Regions from separate parts of the Homo sapiens genome. Here region 1 is linked to region 2. Evidence: chromatin loops called from intact Hi-C (ENCODE). Cell type or tissue: HCT116. All regions are shown on one strand. Links, peaks and the distances in the headings refer to the core of each region. The heading gives the core; the rest is flanking DNA. Region 1 has its middle 18 kb from the start of NANOG. Region 2 has its middle 29 kb from the start of PEX5.

The links. Hi-C counts contacts between places; a loop is a spot of excess contacts. Peaks named below come from ENCODE experiments on the same cell type or tissue, not always from the same donor. Only the 100,000 strongest peaks of a DNase experiment are listed, where the experiment ranks them.
Region 1: a loop joins it to region 2, with 5 times the contacts of the local background. A loop is called at or near these places in 16 of 110 quality-filtered maps.

Annotation. Positions count from the first base shown.
Region 1 is chr12:7,802,031-7,812,421 of GRCh38, reverse strand. No RefSeq gene overlaps it. Among named protein-coding and RNA genes, the nearest start is that of NANOG, 18 kb to the right of the region's middle. RefSeq lists enhancers at 4,122-4,621, 6,588-7,107, 7,108-7,629, 10,124-10,391 and a silencer at 5,290-5,449. In HCT116, for the core only: a CTCF peak has its summit at 5,353 (motif pointing right); a DNase peak (open chromatin) is centred at 5,341.
Region 2 is chr12:7,213,694-7,224,084 of GRCh38, reverse strand. It overlaps a transcript of PEX5 not described here. Among named protein-coding and RNA genes, the nearest start is that of PEX5, 29 kb to the right of the region's middle. In HCT116, for the core only: a CTCF peak has its summit at 4,263 (motif pointing left); a DNase peak (open chromatin) is centred at 4,224.

The sequences.
Region 1 (10,391 bases), core at 1,594-9,593, 590 kb before region 2:
ACCTTGAGACTTGTATGAGACTCTGTTCTTAGAGTCTCATACATAAGAGAATAGCAATATTTGGCCGGGCCCGGTGGCTCATGTCTGTAATCCCAGCACTTTGGGAGGCAAAGGAGGGCGGATCACCTGAGATCGGGAGTTTGGGACCACCTGGCCAATATGGTGAAACCCTGTCTGTACTAAAAATACAAAAATTAGCCTGGCGTGGTGGCAGGTGCCTATAATCCCAGCTACTTGGGAGGCTGAGGCAGGAGAATCGCTTGAACCCAGGAGGCAGAGGTTGCAGTGAGCCAAGATTGCGCCATTGCACTCCAGCCTGGGGGACGAGAGTGAGACTTTGTCTCAAAAAAAAAAAGAGAATAGCAATATGTGTTTATTATGCAGATTAAGTGAAAAAGCCTTCGTGCCTTGCTTTTCATACTTGATGAATTATGTTGCTTTCTTTCCCCAGTGAGAACTAGTTTTTTTTTTTTTCTGTTTTTCTCGTGTTCCTTTCCACTTCCTTCCTCCTCCAGTCTTTGCTCTCTACAATTCATCCCACACTGCTGTCAGGGCATCCATGTGACATACAGCAGTCCCTTGCCATCCCCAGGGGACTGGTTCCCAGACCCCTTCTTAGATAACAAAATTCAGGGATACTCAAGTCCCTTATATAAAATGCATATAGTCTGGGTGCAGTGGCTTATGCCTGTAATCCCAGAACTTTGCGAGGCCAAGACGGGCAGATCACGAGGTCAAGAGATCCAGACCATCTTGGCCAACATGGTGAAACCCCATCTCTACTAAAAATACAAAACTTAGCTGGGTGTGGTGGCATGCACCTGTAGTCCCAGTTACTCAGGAGGCTGAGGCAGGAGAATCCTTTGAACCTGGGAGGCGGAGTTTGCAGTGAGCTGAGATCACGCCACTGCACTCCAGCCTGGTGACAGAGCAAGACTTGGTCTCAAAAAAAAATGCATATAATTATTATTGTGATGATTTAAATGCAAATAATCTATGCACATCATCTCATGCACTTTAAATCATCTCTAGATTACTTTTAATACCTAATACAATGTAAATAATTGTTAAACTGTATTGTTTTTTATAGTTGTATTGTCTTTTTTCCCAAATATTTTCCATCTGTAGTTCTTTGCATCTGCAGATACAGAAGTCGGACTGTATATCACTATCCTACTTAAAATCCTTCGGCCGGGCGCAGTGGCTCACACCTGTAATCCCAGCAATTTGGGAGGCTGAGGCGGGCGGATCACAAGGTCAGGAGATCGAGACCATCCTGGCTAACACGGTGAAACCCCGTCTCTACTAAAAATACAAAAAAAAAATTAGTGGGGCATGCGGCGGGCGCCTGTAGTCCCAGCTACTCAGGAGGCTGAGGCAGGAGAATGGAGTGAACCCGGGAGGCGGAGCTTGCAGTGAGCCGAGATCGTGCCACTGCACTCCAGCCTGGGCGACAGAGGGAGAGTCCATCTCAAAAAACAAAAGAAAACAAGCCGGGCATGGTGGCACATGCCTGTAGTCCCAGCTACTTGGGAGGTTGAGGTGGGAGAATCACCTGAGTCCAGGCGATTGAGTCTGCAATGAGCCAAGATCGCACCACTGCACTCCAGCCTGAGTGACAGAGTCCCTATCTCAAAAAACAAAAAAAGTATATTATACTAAAATTTGTCTTCCCAAGGATTATAATTGTTTTTTATCGGAGGAGGGGAACAGGATATCACTGTATTGCCCGGGCTATTCTCCTGGGCTCAAGCAACTGTCCGGCTTCAGCCTCCTGACTAGCTTGGACTTCAGATTCGAGCGACCAAGCCTTTCACATTACAATTGTTTTTTTAATTAATTAACTATTTATTTATTTGAGATGGAGTCTTTCTCAGTTGCCCAGGCTGCAGTGCAATGGTGTGATCTCGGCTCACTGCAACCTTAGTCTTCAGGGATCAAGTAATTCTCCCGCCTCAGCCTCCCCAGTAGCTGGGAGTACAGGCACACACTGTCATGCCTGGCTATTTTTGTAGTATTGTAGAGACGGGGTTTCACCATGTTGGCCAGGCTGGTCTTGAACACCTGAGCTCAACTGATCCGCCCACCTCGGCCTCCCAAAGTGCTGGGATTACAGGCGTGAGCCACCGCGCCCGGCCAATTGTTTTTTTATTATTGAAAGGTAGGAACACTGAGAAAAGCAGGGAAAGAGTAGGACCTTCCTGGTAGGAGCAGAAACCCATAAACTTAGACAGGGTAAAGCCTGATAAATCCTACAGTCAGGCCAGGGGCAGTGGCTCACGCCTGTAATCCCAGCATTTTGAGAGGCCAAGGTGGACGGATCACTTGTGCCCAGGAGTTCTAGAGCAGCCTGGCTCACATGGAAAAACCTCATCTCTACTAAAAACACAAAAATTAGCAGAGTGCGGTGGCATGTGCCTGTAATCCCAGCTACTTGGGAGGCCGAGACAGGAGAATCGCTTGAACCTGGGAGGCGGAGGTTGCTTTGAGCCGAGATCGCACCATTGCACTCCAGTCTGGGCAACAGTTGGGAGACTCCATCTCAAAAAAAAAAATTAGCTGGGCATGGTGGTGCACACCTATAATCCCAGCTACTCGGGAGGCTGAGGTGGGAGGACTGCTTGAACCCAGGAGTTGGAGGCTGCAGTGAACCATGATAGCACCACTGTACTCCAGCCTGGGAGAAGACAAAAAAAGAGTACACTAAGTTTGGACCGGCCCATGTAGCTCATGCCTATAATCCCAGCTCTTTGGAAGGCCAGGGCAGAACAATAGCTTGAGGCCAGGTGTTCAAGGACAGCCTGGACAATGTAACAAGACCCCAGTCTCTACAAAAATAAATTTAAAAAAATTTTATTTCATAAAAACAATTAGCCAGGTGTGGTGGTGCATATCTGAAATTCTAGCCACTGGAGAGGCTGAGGCAGGGGGATCACTTGAGCTCAGGAGTTCGAGGCTGAGGTGAGCTATGATCGATCCACTGCACTCCAGCCTGGGTGACACAGCCAGACACTGTCTCAAAAAAAAATAAAAAATAAAAAATAAAAAATAAATGCTCATGTAAATGTAAACTGAAAAAAAGTAAAAAATAAAAATAAGTAATGTTAAAAATAAAATGATTGACCAGGCGCGGTGGCTCACGCCTGTAATCCCAGCACTTTGGGAGGCCGAGGCGGGCAGAACACAAGGTCAGGAGATCAAGACCATCCTGACTAACACGGTGAGACCCCGTCTCTACTAAAAATACAAAAAAAATTAGCCGGGCGTGATGGCGGGTGCCTGTAGTCCCAGCTACTTGGGAGGCTGTGGCAGGAGAATGGCAGGAACCCAGGAGACAGAGCTTGCAGTGAGCCAAGATCACGCCACTGCACTCCAGCCTGGGCGACAGATCAAGACTCTGTCTCAAAAAAAAAAAAAAAAAAAAGATTAAAAAAAATGAATGTATTCCTCATTCCTCCACAGCTCAGGTGACAGAAAACTGAAATCTATTTTTTTTTTTTTTTTTTTTTTTTTGGTGATGGTGCTGGGGAATGAACCCAGGGCCGTGTGCAGAAAGCTGAAATTTTATGGCTGGAAGTGCCCAAAACCAACAGAGCAGTTTGAAATTAGGAGTGAATTGGCTGGGCACGGTGGCTCACACCTGTAATCCCAGCACTTTGGGAGGCCGAGGCAGGTGGATGGTGAGGTCAAGAGATCAAGACCATCCTGGCTAGCACGGTGAAACCCCATCTCTACTAAAAAATACAAAAAAATTTTAGCCGGGTGTGGTGGCGGACGCCTGTAGTCCCAGCTACTTGGGAGGCTGAGGCAGGAGAATGGCATGAACCCAGGAGGCAGAGCTTCCAGTGAGCCGAGATCATGGCACTGCACTCCAGCCTAGGCGACAGAGCGAGACTCCGTCTCAAAAAAAAAAAAAAAAAAATAGGAGTGAATCCTACCAAAAACAACTAAAAAGGGGGGAAAAAAAACCATAGAGAAAGTCATTCCTAAAAGTCTGATCATATTTTCTGCCCAAATTCCTGACTGACCAGCGAATTTTGCAAGCACAGGTGTCTCCAGGCCAAAAAGCAGCAGATGAAGACCCTAGAGCAGGATAGAGAGATCAGCTGTTGCTCGTTGCTGGGAAGATAACGTTTTTGCCTACTAGAACAAAAATACAAAATGCCCAGAAGAACACAAGAGAATCCAGAGTTTCTACAACATAATATTTGCAACATCAAGCTTTCAATCCAAAATGACTAGCTCACGTCATCCCCCACAAGTGTTGGGCTGTGAACTACTCCTAAAGACTGGCAGTAGATCCCAGGAGCCTACCTCCCTGGTGCCATGTTGCTGGATGTCCCGCACCTGTCCCATACTGTAGCTGTGCTAGATGTTCTGATTCTAATAAACTCTGAATTTTCCTCAGCTAACGCATGATCTTGACCATGAATCTCCACAAGGATCTCTTATAAACTGTGAGGGAAGCTGAAGCCAATCCTATGACTCCGACACTCTGTTCAGCTTGCCTTCTGTTAGTCTTTGTTCAACCGTGGCCCTGTTCATACACACCTGCGGGCTTGCTACCCAATTTTCTAAAGCTAAATAGGTGACAAAAGAGAAAGAGAGGCCGGGCACAGTGGCTCACGCCTGTAATCCCAGCACTCTGGGAGGGCGAGGTGGGCGGATCACGAGGTCAGGAGATTGAGACCATCCTGGCCAACATGGTGAAACCCCGTCTCTACTAAAAAATACAAAAATTAAAAATTAGCTGGGCATGGTGGCGGCGCCTATAATCCCAGCTACTTCCCAGCTACTCAGGAGGCTGAGGCAGGAGAATCGCTTGAACCCGGGAGACGGAGGTTGCAGTGAGCCAAGATCACACCATTGCACTCCAGCCTCAGCGACTGAGCAAGACTCTGTCTCAAAAAAAAAAAAAAAAAGATGAAAGAGACTGATACACTTTTAGTTAAACTCCACAGCAACAGATTTCTTTTTTCCAATGTCCTCAGCAAATTTGTATCTTCATTACAATATCTAAACACACTCTTCCAAGAACATTTCCATGTCTGCCTGCTGGCTTAGTTTATAACCACTATGAATCACTTGTAAAAGCAGTGTCACTTATTCTGCTAAGGTTTTCAATCCATTTTTTTTTCCCTAGGGCCTCCAGTTTATTCCATTTAGAGGAACTTCTACTTCATCAAGTACATCTGAGTATATCTGATCCATCATTCTCAATTGATTTCTATCTTGAACCACATGTAATTGAAGAATATGTCTGGGCATCCATTCCCTTGTCCCTGAACATGTGATGGTTAAGGAAAGTTCCCTATCATTGTAAAACAGTTGGGAGATTGGTGAGCCCAGTGCCACGGTAGACCACTAGAGGGGGGTGTGACTCTCTCAGTGAGCTTAACATTGACTTAATGGCTTTGCCCAAAGAGGGACAGTCTAATCTGTGTTTCAAAAGCAAGAGTTCCAGTATTCTAGCATGTCCTAAAGGTATCAGTACAAGTACTTGAGTTATTTTCATATTTCAAAAATGTTCACGGAAATGTTACTTTTACTAGCAATTATTTAGTTCCATAGAGGCTACTCTTATGCTTTCCAAATAGATTTATCTATTATTTTTGTCAGATATGTTCTAAAAATAGAGGAAAAGCAAAAAATGCCTCCTAATTTTATTTCCTAGAGATAACTATTACTTTTATTTCTATATCTGTATCTATCTTTCCACACTTAATTTATCTCCATATATGACATGAATGGGATCACAACCTATAAACGAATCTGCTCTTTTACCTTAATAATGGAATTTTCCCATACATTTAAATCTGCTTCATCCTTTTTGTTTTTGTTTTGTTTTGTTTTGAGACAGGGTCTCACTCTGTTGCCCAGACTGGAGTGCAGTGGCTCAATCTCAGCTCACTGCAACCTCCGTCTCCCGGGTTCAAGCAATTTTCCTGCCTCAGCCTGCCAAGTAGCTGAGATACAGGCACTCGGCCAGCATGCCGAGCTTATTTTTGTATTTTTAGTAGAGACGGGGTTTTGCCATGTTGGTCAGGCTGGTCTCAAACTCCTGACTTTGTGATCCACCAGACTCAGACTCCCAAAGTGCTGGGATGACAGGCATGAACCACTGCACTTGGCCATCTTTTTTGTTTTTTATGGCTACATAAGTACTCCAATATATCATAACACATTTAAGGAAAGTCCTATTGATATACATTTAGATTTAAAAAAATATTTTTGGCCGGGCGCAGTGGCTCACACCTATAATTCCAGCACTTTGGGAGGCCGAGGTGGGCAAATCACCAGGTCAAGAGATCGAGACCATCCTGGCCAACACAGTGAAACCCCGTCTCTACTAAAAATACAAAAATTAGCTGGCTTTGGTGGTGCGCAACTGTAGTCCCAGCTACTCACGAAGCTGAGGCAGAATTGCTTGAGCCCGGGAGGTGGAGGTTGCAGTGAGCCGAGATCGTGCCACTGCACTCCAGCCTGGTGACAGATTGAGACTTCGCCTCAAAAATAATAAATAAATAAAAATAAAAATAAAAAATTGTTTAGCTATTACCAACAGTGCTGTAATGAGTATCTTTATGTGGTTGTTTGATTAATGCCTTGGCATACAGTCCTAGGGGGTGTATCAAAGGATGATCACATTTTACATTGCCATGCAGGTAACTGACATTAATTGTATATGTTCTATGAGCTAGACAAAATACATATTAGATGACAGAAATCACTTCAAGTATTATTTCTATTTACACAAAAGGGAAGACCTAAAAGCCTGCAAAATAATTTGCCCAAGGTCATAATGGTGGAGCTGAGATTTTAATGTGTGTATTTTCTTTTCTTTTTTCTTTTTTTTGAAACAGAGTTTCACACCTATCTCCCTGGCTGGAATGCAGTGGCATGATCTAGGCTGATTGCAGCCTCTGCCTCCTGGGTTCAATCAAGTGATTCTTCTGACTCAGCTTCCCGAATAGCTGAGACCACAGGCATGCACCACCACGCCCGGCTAATGTTTGTATTTTTTTGTAGAGATTGGATTTTGCCATGTTGGCCAGGCTGGTCTTGAACTTCTGGCCTCAAGTGATCCACCCGCCTAGGCCTCCCAAAATGCTGGGACTACAGGTGTGAGCAACCTCTCACGGCCTATTGTTTTTTGATTGTTTGTTTTTTGAGACAGCGTCTTTCTCTGTCGCTCAGGCTGGAGTGCAGTGGCACAATCACAGCTCGCTGCAGCCTCAACCATCAGGCTCAATTGATTCTCCCTCCTCAGCTTCCCAAGCAGCTGGGACTACAGGCAAGCACCACTGTGTCCAGCTAATTTGTTTTATTTTTTGTAGAGATGGGAATTTGCTATGTTGCCCAGCCTTGTCTAGAACTCCCGGGCTCAAGTGATCTTCCCACCTCAGCCTCTCAAATTGCTGGGACTACAGGTGTGAGCCATGGCACCCAGCTTTCATGTAACCTAGAATGAAGCAGGACTCTATCAACTTTCCCCCAAACTGAGAATTGTTACTTTTATTTCCTAAATAATTTATTATTTATCTATTCATCTGAAATGTAAATTTTGGGCGTATGTTTTTATCCTCCCAGAAAATGTTTGTATCTATGTGACTTATATTTTTTAATTCAAATAGAATAAATCATTCATATGGTTTTGTGCCTTGTTTTTCTTTTTTTTTTTTTTTTTTTTTGAGACAGAACCTTGCTCTTGTCATCTAGGCTGGAGTGAGTGTAGTGGCTTGGTTTCTGCTCACTACAACCTCCACCTCCTGGATTGAAGCGATTCTCCTGCCTCAGCCTCCCAAGTAGCTGGGATTACAGGTGCCCACCACCACGCCCGGCTACTTTTTGTATTTTTAATAGAGACAGGGTTTCGCCATGTTGGCCAGGCTGGTCTTGAACTCCTGACCTCGCGATCTGCCCAGCTTAGCCTCCCAAAGTGCTGGGATTACAGGCGTGAGCCACTGCTCCCGGCCTGTTTTTCTAACTAATAATATAGTGATCTAAACTAGAATTCTTAATCAAATATGCAGTTTCTATATATATTTGGTAGTCTTCCTGGACTCTCTACCTTGTAAAATTGATTTAGTTGTAGCTGTACTAGAGCAGATATACACTGGTTGCTGTAGCAGAAACTATTCGTTTTCCATTCACATACAATTATCTTAACTTCTTCTGAAGGCCATGTCTTTTAGTTAGGAGGTAAATCTTTTTATTTTATTTTATTACTATTTTTTTAGAGACAGGGTCTCCCTCTGTCACCCAGGCTGGAGTGCAGTGGTGCGGTCATAGCTCATTGCAGCCTCAAACTCCTGAGCTCAGGCAATCCTCTAGCTTCAGCCTCCTGACTGGCTAGGACCAAAGGCACGCACCATCACACCTGGCTAAGTTTTTAAATTTTTCTGTAGACATGGAGTTTTACTATGTTGACCAGGCTGGTGTCAAACTCCTGGCCTCAAGTGTTCCTTCAGCCTCGGCCCCCAAAATACTGGGATAACAGATGTATGCCACTATACCCAGCGGTGGGAGGCAAATTGTAATGATCTCATTCGCTTTGCCAAATTGTTAGTTTAATCATGGGCTTATGTCAATTTTGGATAATATGTGAGGAGAAGTCACAGAAAGACTTCTGAGATTTTTCTGGATTTTCAATTGTCTGCACATAAAGTCAATATCTGCAACTACCCTTAATTATAGCAATACCAGCGATCAGTTCTGATCTCTAAATATTATTCCTTGCTAAAAGTAACTAATGCTTCTTGGAGAAATGGCCAATTCTAGAAGAATGTGTAAAATGGGCTGACAACCAATTGCACAAAAACAACAACAAAAACAAAATTAGCTGGGCGTGGTGGCGGGCACCTGTAATCCCAGCTACTTGGGAGGCTAAGGCAGGAGAATCACTTGAACCTGGGAGACAGAGGTTGCAGTGAGCCGAGATTACACCACTGCACTCCAGCCTTCCAGACAGGAGCGAGACTCCATCTAAAAAGAAAAAAAAGCCGGGCCAGTGGCTCACGCCTGTAATCCCAGCACTTTGGGAGGCCGAGGCGGGCAGATCACGAGGTCAGGAGATTGAGACCATCCTGGCTAACATGGTGAAACCCCGTCTCTACTAAAAATACAAAAAATTAGCCAGGTGTGGTGGTGCATGCCTATAATTCCAGCTACTCAGGAGGCTGAGGCAGGAGAATCACTTGAACCTGGAAGGTGGAGGTTGCAGTGAGCAGAGATCACGCCACTGCACTCCAGCCTGGGCAACAGAGCCAGACTCCGTCGCAAAACAAACAAACAAACAAAAGCAAACAAAAAAATCCATAATCTCTAACATAACTGTTGAAGAAGGAAAAAAAAACTCCAAAAATAATTTTGATTAGGGTGGTATACTTGAGCCAGGAACAGTGGCTTATGTCTGTAATCTCAAAACTTTGGGAGGCCAAGGCAGGTGGATTGCTTGAAGCCAGCTGGGATTACAGGCGCCCGCCACCATGCCCAGCTAATTTTTTTGTGTTTTTAGTAGAGAAGGGGTTTCACCACATAGGCCAGGTTGGTCCTGGACTCCCTGACCTCAAGTGATCCACCCACCTTGACCTCCCAAAGTTCTAGGATTACAGACATGAGCCACCACATCCGGCTATGAAATCATTCTTTGATCATCTCCTTACTTCTGTCATATGTAACACACTGTTTCCCAATGAATCCTAATCTAGGCCCTTATAAATAGGCATAATCATTAAAATAGACTAATCTCTGGTCTTGCTCCCTTCCAATACCTTCCCGTAGTACAGGGAGAACAATCTAAAATGCAAATCTAAGTATGTTACTCCTTAAAGCTTTTAAAGGCTCATATTTTGCCTATCCTATTTTAGTGTTTCTCTAGTATACCGTCTTATGCTACCATCCTTTCTCCCTTTTTTTTTTTGAGACCCCATCTCTACTAAAAATACAAAAATTAGCTGGGTGTGGTGGCACATACCTGTAATCCCAGCTACTCGGGAGGCTGAGGTAGAATTGCTTGAACCCAGGAGGCAGAGGTTGCAGTGAGCCACTACACTCCAGCCTGAGAGACAGAAAAAGAGTCCATCTCAAAAAAAAAAAAAAAAAAGCTGGGCATGGTGGCTCATTCCTGCAATCCCAGCACTTTGGGAGGCTGAGGCAGGCAGATCACGAAATCAGGAGTTGGAGACCAGCCTGACCAACACGGTGAAACCCTGCCTCTACTGAAAATACAAAAATTAGCCAGGCATGGTGGCGTGTGCCTGTAGTCCCAGCTACTTGGGAGTCTGAGGCAGAATTGCTTGAACCTGGGAGGCAGAGGTTGCAGTGAGCCGAGATTGCGCCACTGCACTCCAGCCTGGGTGACACAGCGAGACTCTGTCTCAAAAAATAAA
Region 2 (10,391 bases), core at 1,175-9,174:
GCTAGCCCATTCTGATGAATATAATATAGAAAGAATACTTGAAAAGAAGATGGAATCTTTTGCATTAAGGTGCTTCTCAGTAGTTTCCTGGATCCAGGCTTCCTTCTTCATATTCATTCCAAGCAGCTCTCTTAGATCTCGCCTTGCTTCTTCTATTGGACTTTGTTGGCTTCCAGTCACAATTTATTTCTGATTTACTGGCATCTAGATTTAAAACTCTTTTTGAAAGCAGCTGGACCTACGTGCATTCATCTCCTTTTTCTTTTTATGTCTGTCTCTACTGACAGTCATCTTCCCATTTCTTCCCCTCTGTCCCTGATCCATGACCCTTAATCTTAATCATCTCTCCTTTCCTCCAGGTGAATCAATCCATCATCTTTGATTTTATTTTTATTCTTCCACCATTCCTATACTAATGAAAAAGCAATATATGCATTTTAAACCTCTTCAGTTTCTTCTTGATTTTTTTGGCAAATCTGATCCCCAGATTTAGTGCTCCATGCACAGGCTCCTTTAATTGCCTTCTTGGGTAAGAAATAATTTCACTGGGCCTGGCACAGTGGCTCAAGCCTGTAATCCCAGCATTCTGAGAGGCCGAGGAGGGTGGATCACCTGAGGTCAGGAGTTCAAGACCAGCCTAGCCAAGATGGCAAACCCCATCTCTACCACAAATACAAAAACTAGCCAGGCATGGTGGCATGTGCCTGTAGTCCCAGCTACTTGGGGGGCTGAAGCAGGAGAATTGCTTGAGCCTGGCACGGTGGAGGTTGCAGTTGAGTCGAGATCGCGCCACTGCACTCCAGCCTGGGTGAGAGTGAGACTCTGTCTCAAAAATAATAATAATAATAATTTCACTGAATTGCTTCTTTTCTTAAAAAAGACAATACATTCTTTTAATAATAAGGACTGTTTTATCTCATTTTAATATTAATACAATCTAAATGGCAACTTGGGGGAAATCGTAGTCATGATCAGAACCAGGGATGGATCCAGGGAGGAGACTAAAGTTTGTGCAGTTCGAGGAACCCTCTATAAGTAAAAGAATACAAAATTACCAATATGAAATTCCATGGTCCTACTTCAGCCCTCTCCAGTTCAAGGAGAAGTATGGCAGAGAGGGGGTTGGAGTGGAAAGAGTCATCTTAACTAACTGCATTGAAAATAGTTTACTTTTGCAAAGTTTACAGAAGCATGTGCCCTTGCAAACACAGTGTCAGGGCCCCTCCCAGAACCTTGGAAGTAGCTGGTGCAGGGAAATTTAGGTCCTGAAGCTTAAACTTCATTAGCTTCACAATTAATCCACCTCTGTTCAGAAGCTGGTGTAATTAACAACTCCAAAGCAATTTGAGCTCTTGTGAGTGGAGATTCTTAAGGTAATTGAATCCAAGGTTAATGACACCACAGTTCTATCTTTAAGCCAGAAGACAGAGGAGGAACAGAATTTGGGCATCTGATCCAAGATTGTCCATCTCTGGCTGGTACTCAGAGTTCAAAGCCACATGCTCCCACACAGGTGATCTGTCCTACACATGCAGCTTCGGTGCACTTTGAAGTCCTGCCTGTGGCCGGGCGTGGTGGTTCACGCCTATAATCTCAGCACTTTGGGAAGCCAAGGTGGGTGGATCACTTGAGGTCAGGAGTTGGAGACCAGCCTGGCCAACATGGTGAAACCCCGTCTCTACTACAAATACAAAAATTAGTCAGGCATGGTAGTGTGCGCCTGCAATCCCAGCTACTCGGGAGGCTGAGGCAGGAGAATTGCTTGAACCTGGGAGGCAGAGTTTGCAGCAAGCTGAGATTGAGCCACTGCACTCCAGCCTGGGCAAAAAGAGTGAGACTCCAAGTCTGCAAACAGATTCTTTCTTTCCTTATTGAATCCTTCCTCATCTGGGCATGCTAAGGCCTCTGCAGGCCACAGGCATCTGCTGGGGCTCTGATAGGGCCCAAGACTGGGGGAAAGCCTATATCTACTTACCTCCCTTATGCCCCCATTTTACCTCACAGCTACTGCTACTCTGGTGCCTGAAATTGTTAACTTATTTATTTCTGGCCACTTACTCTTCTAGGCTAGATTTTGAGGGGAGTGACTCTGTATTTCCAATGTCTATAACTTAAACGATACTCAACTAATGTTTATTGAATGCTTGAATGGCACTGTGCTAGACATTTAAGAGAAATTATCTTATGTAAGAATTGGTTTTCAGAACATTACTTAGGCAATTTATATTTTCATTTCAAAGGCATAAGTTTTCAGCAATAAATAAAGCAAATTCCAATTTTCAAAAACAGAAGCAGTTTATTTCCAACAAACGTATACAAGCCACACATCTCTCCTGTCTCCAAAGATACACAAGACAAACCACAACATACTAACAGGTGGAGACCCTGAGGCCTCTTACTAAGTCTTAATCAGACATAACAGAGGAGGCAGGATGTTTATATGTGTATTTATCATTTGGCTGCTTTTCAATTAAAACCACATAGAAGTAAAACAAGAAGAAAAATTTGCTATGAAAAAAAGAACTGCAGCACTGTCTACATGACATAAGGATAGAGATGAGGTGTAAAAAGAGTTGTTTTGCTTGAGAAAACAGCTTAATTAGCCTTTCACCACTGTGAAAGGAGAGTCCTCATGAGCTGATCTTGAAGGATGCTGTAGAGACAACAGAATAAACAAGAAGCCCAAAATAATCAGGTGATGTCTCAACTTCCAGTTCAATGGAATCATAATTATGTACCCTGGTAGACGTATTCATCCCTTGAGAACTAAGAATCTAAATCAAAGTTTCCAAAGTTGCAGGAACAAAAAGCACACATTTTGTGTGTGGATAATAGATAACAATGAAGAAAGCCACTTCTCCTTCCACCCGTTTGTTCCTAGACCTATATTTTCTGACTATGGGAGAGAAACTACCATATATTGGTCACTGATTCTGATCAGACACTACATCTTATAGGACAGAACCCTAACCCCTCATGGCATTGTCACTCAGCTGATGCCATAATTGAGTTGTCAACAAACTATTTCATAATTCTATCAGGCCAGTTACTTCTGAGTGATGAAATGATATACGTAAGATTGTTGAATAACATGGGTATGAACATATTGCCTGGGTTTTTTGCTGTACAATGAATTCGTAGTACAGAAGCAGTATTACATAGGATACCATCATGGTGGATAAGAATTCAATACATCCAAGAATCATAGTGGCAGCAGAAATGTCATGCACAAGAAAGACAAATCCATATCAAGTAAGTATCTATTCTAGTGAGGAAAATAATCTTGTCCTTATCCATGATGGAAGAGATCTAATATCATCACCCTGTTCATTGGTCCAATGAGCAGCACTGAAGTGGCTTGGGAAAGCAGCTGGTTGCCATTCACAAAAAAGGTCATCTTGCCAAGATGACTTTTGAGCACCACCTCTATAACAGATGACATTTAGTGAGCATTCACATGGAACACGAATATCTCCACACCTGTGCCCTTACAAAAGATTGATCTACATGCTTCTTCTCTAATTCATAGTCAGTCCTCCCTAAGTCCCTGAACATAGAGCCAAACCATCCGCCACTACCCGTGAATCAGCTTAGATCCATAACTTCTGGCCTTTCTCCTTCCAGGTAAAATGGACAGCTAAGTGCACTGCTCAAAGTTCTGACCATTAAGAAGATATTTCTTCCTAACTGCCTTTCAGGATCACCCTTGGGGAATTCTATAATGCCGTGGTCATCCACTTTTAGGAGGTACCAGCATATCATCAGAACCATCTGTAAATCAGACCTGAATTTTTTTCCTAGTCAATTTGTCATAGGAAGTTCCCCACGGAGCCTAGGTGGGGATTAAAGGAGAGGTGGCAATGCATCAAGATTAGATGCCACTGAAGATGTTAAAATATAGAAAGGAATGCGTTTCAGTGAGTAATAGCTAACATTTTTTAAACTTATATGGCAGGAACTATTCCTTATGATGATATGTAATAATTATTCTAATCTTACCAATAACCCTGGGAGGTAGGGTTTTTCTTAACATTCCTATTCTGCAAAGAGGAAAACCAAGTTAAGTCAGTCATCTAAGGTCACCCAAGTAGCAAATGTGGTACTGTGAAGGTGGGCAGTCAGACTCCTGAACCTATGCTCTTAACTCCAGACCTTGAGGCCTAGCAATCTTGGGTAGATGGAGGAGAAAGCAGAAAGAGAGATGGCAGCAAATCTCTTGGTTGCTACTAAGGTCCTTTGGCGCCATCTGCTGTTTAGTGCCAGAGTTGGCAATTCCAAATAGTTTGGACTCCTATGATTGATGCTTTTTTCTTTCTCTTACCTGGAACACATATGCCTATCATGTTGTCTTCTTCCACTGTTAGGTCAGCTATTCAAACAAAAACATTGAGATTATAGATCTCATTTTAACTTCCTAAGTGAGCCCAAATACGGGCCAGAAGAGTGTTGGTGTCCATTTCTGTTTGAATGTTGAAGGCTGTCTGACTTTGTGCCTGCTTCTAGTATGGTCCAAACAATTGAAGATATTTTGGCTTTGAGAACACCATAAAGAAGAATGAGATCCTGTCATTTGCAACAACATGGTTGGAACTGGAGGTCATTATGTTAAGTGAAATTAACCAGGCAAAGAAAGATAAACGTCACATGTTCTCACTTATTTGTGGGAAGTAAAAATTAAAACAACTGAACTCACGGAGATAGAGTAGAAGGATGGTTACCAGAGGCTAGGAAGGGTAGTGGGGTGGGTGGGGGGGAGTGAGGATGGTTAATGGGTACAAAAGAATAATTATAAAGAATGAATAAGACCTAGTATTCTCTAACACAACATGGTGACTATAGTCAAAAATAATTAATTATACATTATAAATAACTAAAAGAATATCACTGGAGTGTCTGTAACACAAAGGATAAATGCTTGGGTAATGGATACCCTATTTACCCTGTGTTTATTACATATTGCATTCCTGTATCAAAATATCTCATGTAGCCCATAAATATATATACCTACTATGTACCTACAAAAATTAAAAAATTTTTTTCAAAAAAACACCAAAAAGTAAGAGAACTGCAAATATATAATAGTGGTAGTCATGGTAGGTTTTGCTGCCTAGTAGCGGCTGCCAGATATTGCTAATGGAGTCAGCACAATAATCTTTTTAAACTGATGAAGCCTTTGAAAATTGTGTCGTTAGAAAGATTTTTTAAACCAAGTTAAGACAAGAAGTTTCCTTCTTTACGACGTGTTAGATTAAGCCATTCTGCAGGGATTGGGGGATAAGGGTTCCCAGATTGTTAGAAAACTTCAACTAGAGTAGAGTTTAGAGGAGAACAAAAGATATGACCCTGAGTGGCAGTTCTATCTCAAGACAAGGTCCCCATTGCCTTAGCAGATTAAATACGCAGTTTGCTAGAAGACAAGCTGTGTGAGTGTCTTAGCCTAAGGTTGTGAGTGGGTTGTTTTACCCTGATTCAACTATCTCTTTCCTTTTCTTTGAAACACAAGGCCGCCATTTAATATGTGTCAAAACTTTAATAATTTTCATCTATTGTTTGAACAAATGAGGATTTGTTTTCCTACATGAATTGTCCAAGATGGTAGGTAGAGAATCCAATATGAGTTCAGGATCCCAAGGAAACTCCAGCCCGTTCATTCAGAAGCAGTGTCTGCAGAGGCTGTATATTTCTAAAGAAAAACAAATGGGTAAATTGAATAAAACCCAGTCGTACAGTTTCCACTTGAGGAAACTTTGACCTAGAATAGTTTGCCCGTCTCTAGAATATTCTTATATTTAAAGACCAGAAAGTGTCTCAATTGCAATGAATTCCTACTTTAGTTGATATAAGAAAGACCATTAAGCATCTATATGAATCCTGGAAGGACTCTTAAAGGCTACTGGTGATAGGTCACTATCATAATAATCGTCAATAAATCATACCTCCCTGTATCCACATCTCTTTGCAGTGTGTCATTTCTTCTCTCTCCATCTCCCCATCAAGAGATGGAGTCTATTTCTTCACACCCTTGATTCAGGGTTGAACTTATAAGTAAAATAACGTCTAACTGATATTAGTTAGACTAACTAACTCCCCTCCCTGAAGTTGCCATCCCACTCTGCATGGAACTGAAACTGCACGTCTCTTGCTGACCACCACAAAGGGACAACAGCCAGGGACTGACTGTGAAGGGACTTAGGGTAAAGGCACAGTGCAGCCCGTACAACTCAGGGAGGGGAGGAATGTACAGGTGCACATGCAGGACACTCGCTATGCAGCAGGGCCTATAGTGTCCCTGTTGGCCCCCTAAGTCATTTCCAGCTTGGGTGTATGGGTGGAGGCTGCAAAGCCCCTGCAGCCAGCCCAGGCCACCAAGGGTCATTCTCCACAGGGACAGGCGGCCCCAGTTATGCCTGCCCTGATGCAGCAGTCTGACCTCCTGCCTGTGGGACCAAAGGCAGAGCCTTGTAAAATAAATAATTTGTTTTGACCAATGAAAGGTGACAGGAGTGAGATTGTGTGAGATCCAGAGACTTGCTTTTGAGAGGCTTTGCAGTTCCTGCTCTGTCATTTTGACACCCTGAGACCACCATGCTGTAACGAGGCCGTCTCACCTACTGAGGAATTCTCCTCCACCTTGGAACATCCCAGCCCTAGTTGAGGCATCAAATGACGGCAGGTGGCCCCATGAATGTTCCCCGGTGAGTACAGCGAAGAAGCGCCCAGATTGCCAATCCACAGAATAGTCAGAGATAATTAATTATTGTTGTTTTAAGCCACTAAATTTTGGAGTGGTTTTTATGCAGCAAGATATAACTAATATACTTCCCAAGAAAAGGTAAATCCCAAACCAAACTCTGAATGCTTTAAATGCACTTGCCCTTTACGAAAAACTTTCCTACTTGGAAAATGAGAACACATTCTTAATTGTCACCACCTTAATTTGCCCAAATCTACTAAATATGTTAATATTCCCCATGGGCTGATAGTTCATAGAACTAAATCTTAAAATGAAGGTTTTCTACTTGGGAAAGGTTTTTTCAAATGAAACACTGGATTACTTTGAATTATAAAGTCATGGTTAAAAGTAACTACTACATTGATGTGAAGAAAAAAAATAAACACGTATGAATTAGTGTGAATAAAGTAATAATTTATTAACAAAAGATTAAACATTCCTATTCTCTAACACAAACACTTTATCTCCTTTAAAAAGTTGTTGGATGGAAATAAAGGAAATCTTACTTTGGTTTAATGACTTCAGGGTCCCTGCTGTGTTACAAGAAAAAATACAAAAGAAATACAAATGGGCAATAGGCTAGTGATTAATAGTCACGTAAAGACTAAAGAGAAAATAAAAATAATACAAAAAGTTTTGGGTCTAAGTTTCTAAAAGTTGTTTTGTTTTTGACTTTTATTCCAGGTTCTGGGTCTAAATTTCATTCAAATATATAGTTACAGATTGAAAGATATTTTATTTACAAACCTTTTTGTCCTAAGATCTTAAAAACAAAAAATAGAAGTTATGATCGTAAAATAAATATGATAATTCAATTTTACTCCAAAGTAAATCAATTTGTGAACTTTGGACATACAATAGTTCTATATAAATATTCTCTCCCATTTTTCCCACAGTGTAAAATAAAAATGCAAACATGGTATTACAGCTTATGCAAGAGTTTGGATTTTCCTTTCTAAAATACTAGATTAAATGAAATTTAAATCACTTACACTTGCCCTGGAGATAAAGTAAGTTGTTATTACCTTTGTCATTATTTAAGAGTAGGTAATGTATATATGGGTGTGAGTGTTTAAGGAATTTGGGCCGGGCACGGTGGCTCACGCCTGTAATCCCAGCACTTTGGGAAGCTAAGGCGGGTGGATCACCTGACGTCAGGAGTTCAAGACCAGCCTGGCCAATGTGGTGAAACCTTGTCTCTACTAAAAATACAAAAATTAGCCTGGCATGGTGGCAGGCGCCTGTAATAGCAGCTACTCGGGAGGCTGAGGCAGGAGAATCGCTTGAACCGGGGAGGCAGAGGTTGCAGTGAGCCGAGATCGTGCCATTGCACTCCAGCCTGGGCAACAAGAGTGAAACTCCATCTCAAAAAAAAATTTTTTTTTAATTTAATTAATATATTTAAATTGATTACAAATAATTTAAATCGCGTCTTTGTAAAATGGCTTTTGTTTTGTTTTTGACTTTTATTCCAGGTTCTGAAGTACACATGCAGGTTTGTTACATGGATAAACTGCATGTCGCTGAGGTTTGGTGTACAAATGATCCCGTCACCCAGAAGAGTGAGCATAGTACCCAACAGTTTTTCAACCTTCATCCCCCTCCACCTCTCTGGTAGTCTGCAGTGTCTGCCGTTCCTATCTTTATGTTCATGTGTACTAAATGTTTAGCTGTCACTTATAAGTGAGAATCTGTGGTATTTGGTTTTCTGTTCCCGTGTTAATTTGCTTAGGATAATGGCCTCCAGCGGCAACCATGCTGCTGCGAAGGTCGTGATTTTGTTCTTTTTCGCGGATGCATAGTATTCTATATTGCATATGTATCACATTTGCTTTATCCAGTCCACCATTGATGGGCATCCAGGTTGATTCCACGTCGTTGCTATCATGAATACTGCTGCAATGAACATATGAGTGCATGTGTCTTTTGGGTAGTGATTTATTCTCCTTTGGGTATATACTCTGTAATGGGACTACTTGGTCAAATGGTAGTTCTAAGTTCTTTGAGAAATTTCCAAACTGCTTCCCACAGTGGCTGAACTGATTTACACTCCCACCAACAGAGTATAAGTCCCCTTCTCTCTGCAACCTCACTAACATGTTACTTTTTTGACTTTTTAATAATAGTCATTCTGACTGGTGTGAGATGGTATCTCATTGTGGTTTTGATTTGCATTTCATTAGTAATGTTGAGCATTTTTTCATTTATTTGTTGACCAAATGAATGTCTTATTTTGAAAAGTGTCTGTTCATGTCCTTTGTCCATTTATAAAATAGTTTTCTTAACCTTAGCCTTAGTGACTGCAAATTTTGCGGACTACAAAGTCACCCAAATGCATAATCTGAGTAAAATTTTAAGATGCCACGTCTCTGATAAATTTGGGTTATCAACAATAATTGTATTGCTCATTGATGCTAGCTTCAATATAATTTCTAAAATCCCAAGATGAATTTAGAACTTTTGACTAATATAATACTGATATCATTATCAGTATTATATTAATAGGTAATAGTCTATATCCGAAGATTTCCAAAGAAATTAGTTTCAACATCTATTCATGTTTTTAATGTAAAAACATGAATAATGTAACATTCACAATTTTTTAAGAGAATAATTCTTTTTTTATTTTATTATTATTATACTTTAAGTTTTAGGGTACATGTGCACAATGTGCAGGTTAGTTACATATGTATACATGTGCCATGCTGGTGTGCTGCACCCATTAACTCGTCATTTAGCATTAGGTATATCTCCTAATGCTATCCCTCCCCCCTCCCCCCACCCCACAACAGTCCCCAGAGTGTGATGTTCCCCTTCCTGTGTCCATGTGTTCTTATTGTTCAATTCCCACCTATGAGTGAGAACATGCAGTGTTTGGTTTTTTGTTCTTGTGATAGTTTACTGAGAATGATTTCCAATTTCATCCATGTCCCTACAAAGGACATGAACTCATCATTTTTTACGGCTGCATAGTATTCCATGGTGTATATGTGCCACATTTTCTTAATCCAGTCTATCGTTGTTGGACATTTGGGTTGGTTCCAAGTCTTTGCTATTGTGAATAGTGCCGCAATAAACATACGTGTGCGTCTTTATAGCAGCATGATTTGTAGTCCTTTGGGAATATACCCAGTAATGGGATGGCTGGGTCAAATGGTATTTCTAGTTCTAGATCCCTGAGGAATCACCACACTGACTTCCACAATGGTTGAACTAGTTTACAGTCCCACCAACAGTGTAAAAGTGTTCCTATTTCTCCACATCCTGTCCAGCACCTGTTGTTTCCTGACTTTTTAATGACTGCCATTCTAACTGGTGTGAGATGGTATCTCATTGTGGTTTTGATTTGCATTTCTCTGATGGCCAGTGATGGTGAGCATTTTTTCATGTGTTTTTTGGCTGCATAAATGTCTTCTTTTGAAAAGTGTCTGTTCATGTCCTTCGCCCACTTTTTGATGGGGTTGTTTTTTTCTTGTAAATTTGTTTGAGTTCATTGTAGATTCTGGATATTAGCCCTTTGTCAGATGAGTAGGTTGCGAAAATTTTCTCCCATTTTGTAGGTTGCCTGTTCACTCTGTTGGTAGTTTCTTTTGCTGTGCAGAAGCTCTTTAGTTTAATTAGATCCCATTTGTCAATTTTGTCTTTTGTTGCCATTGCT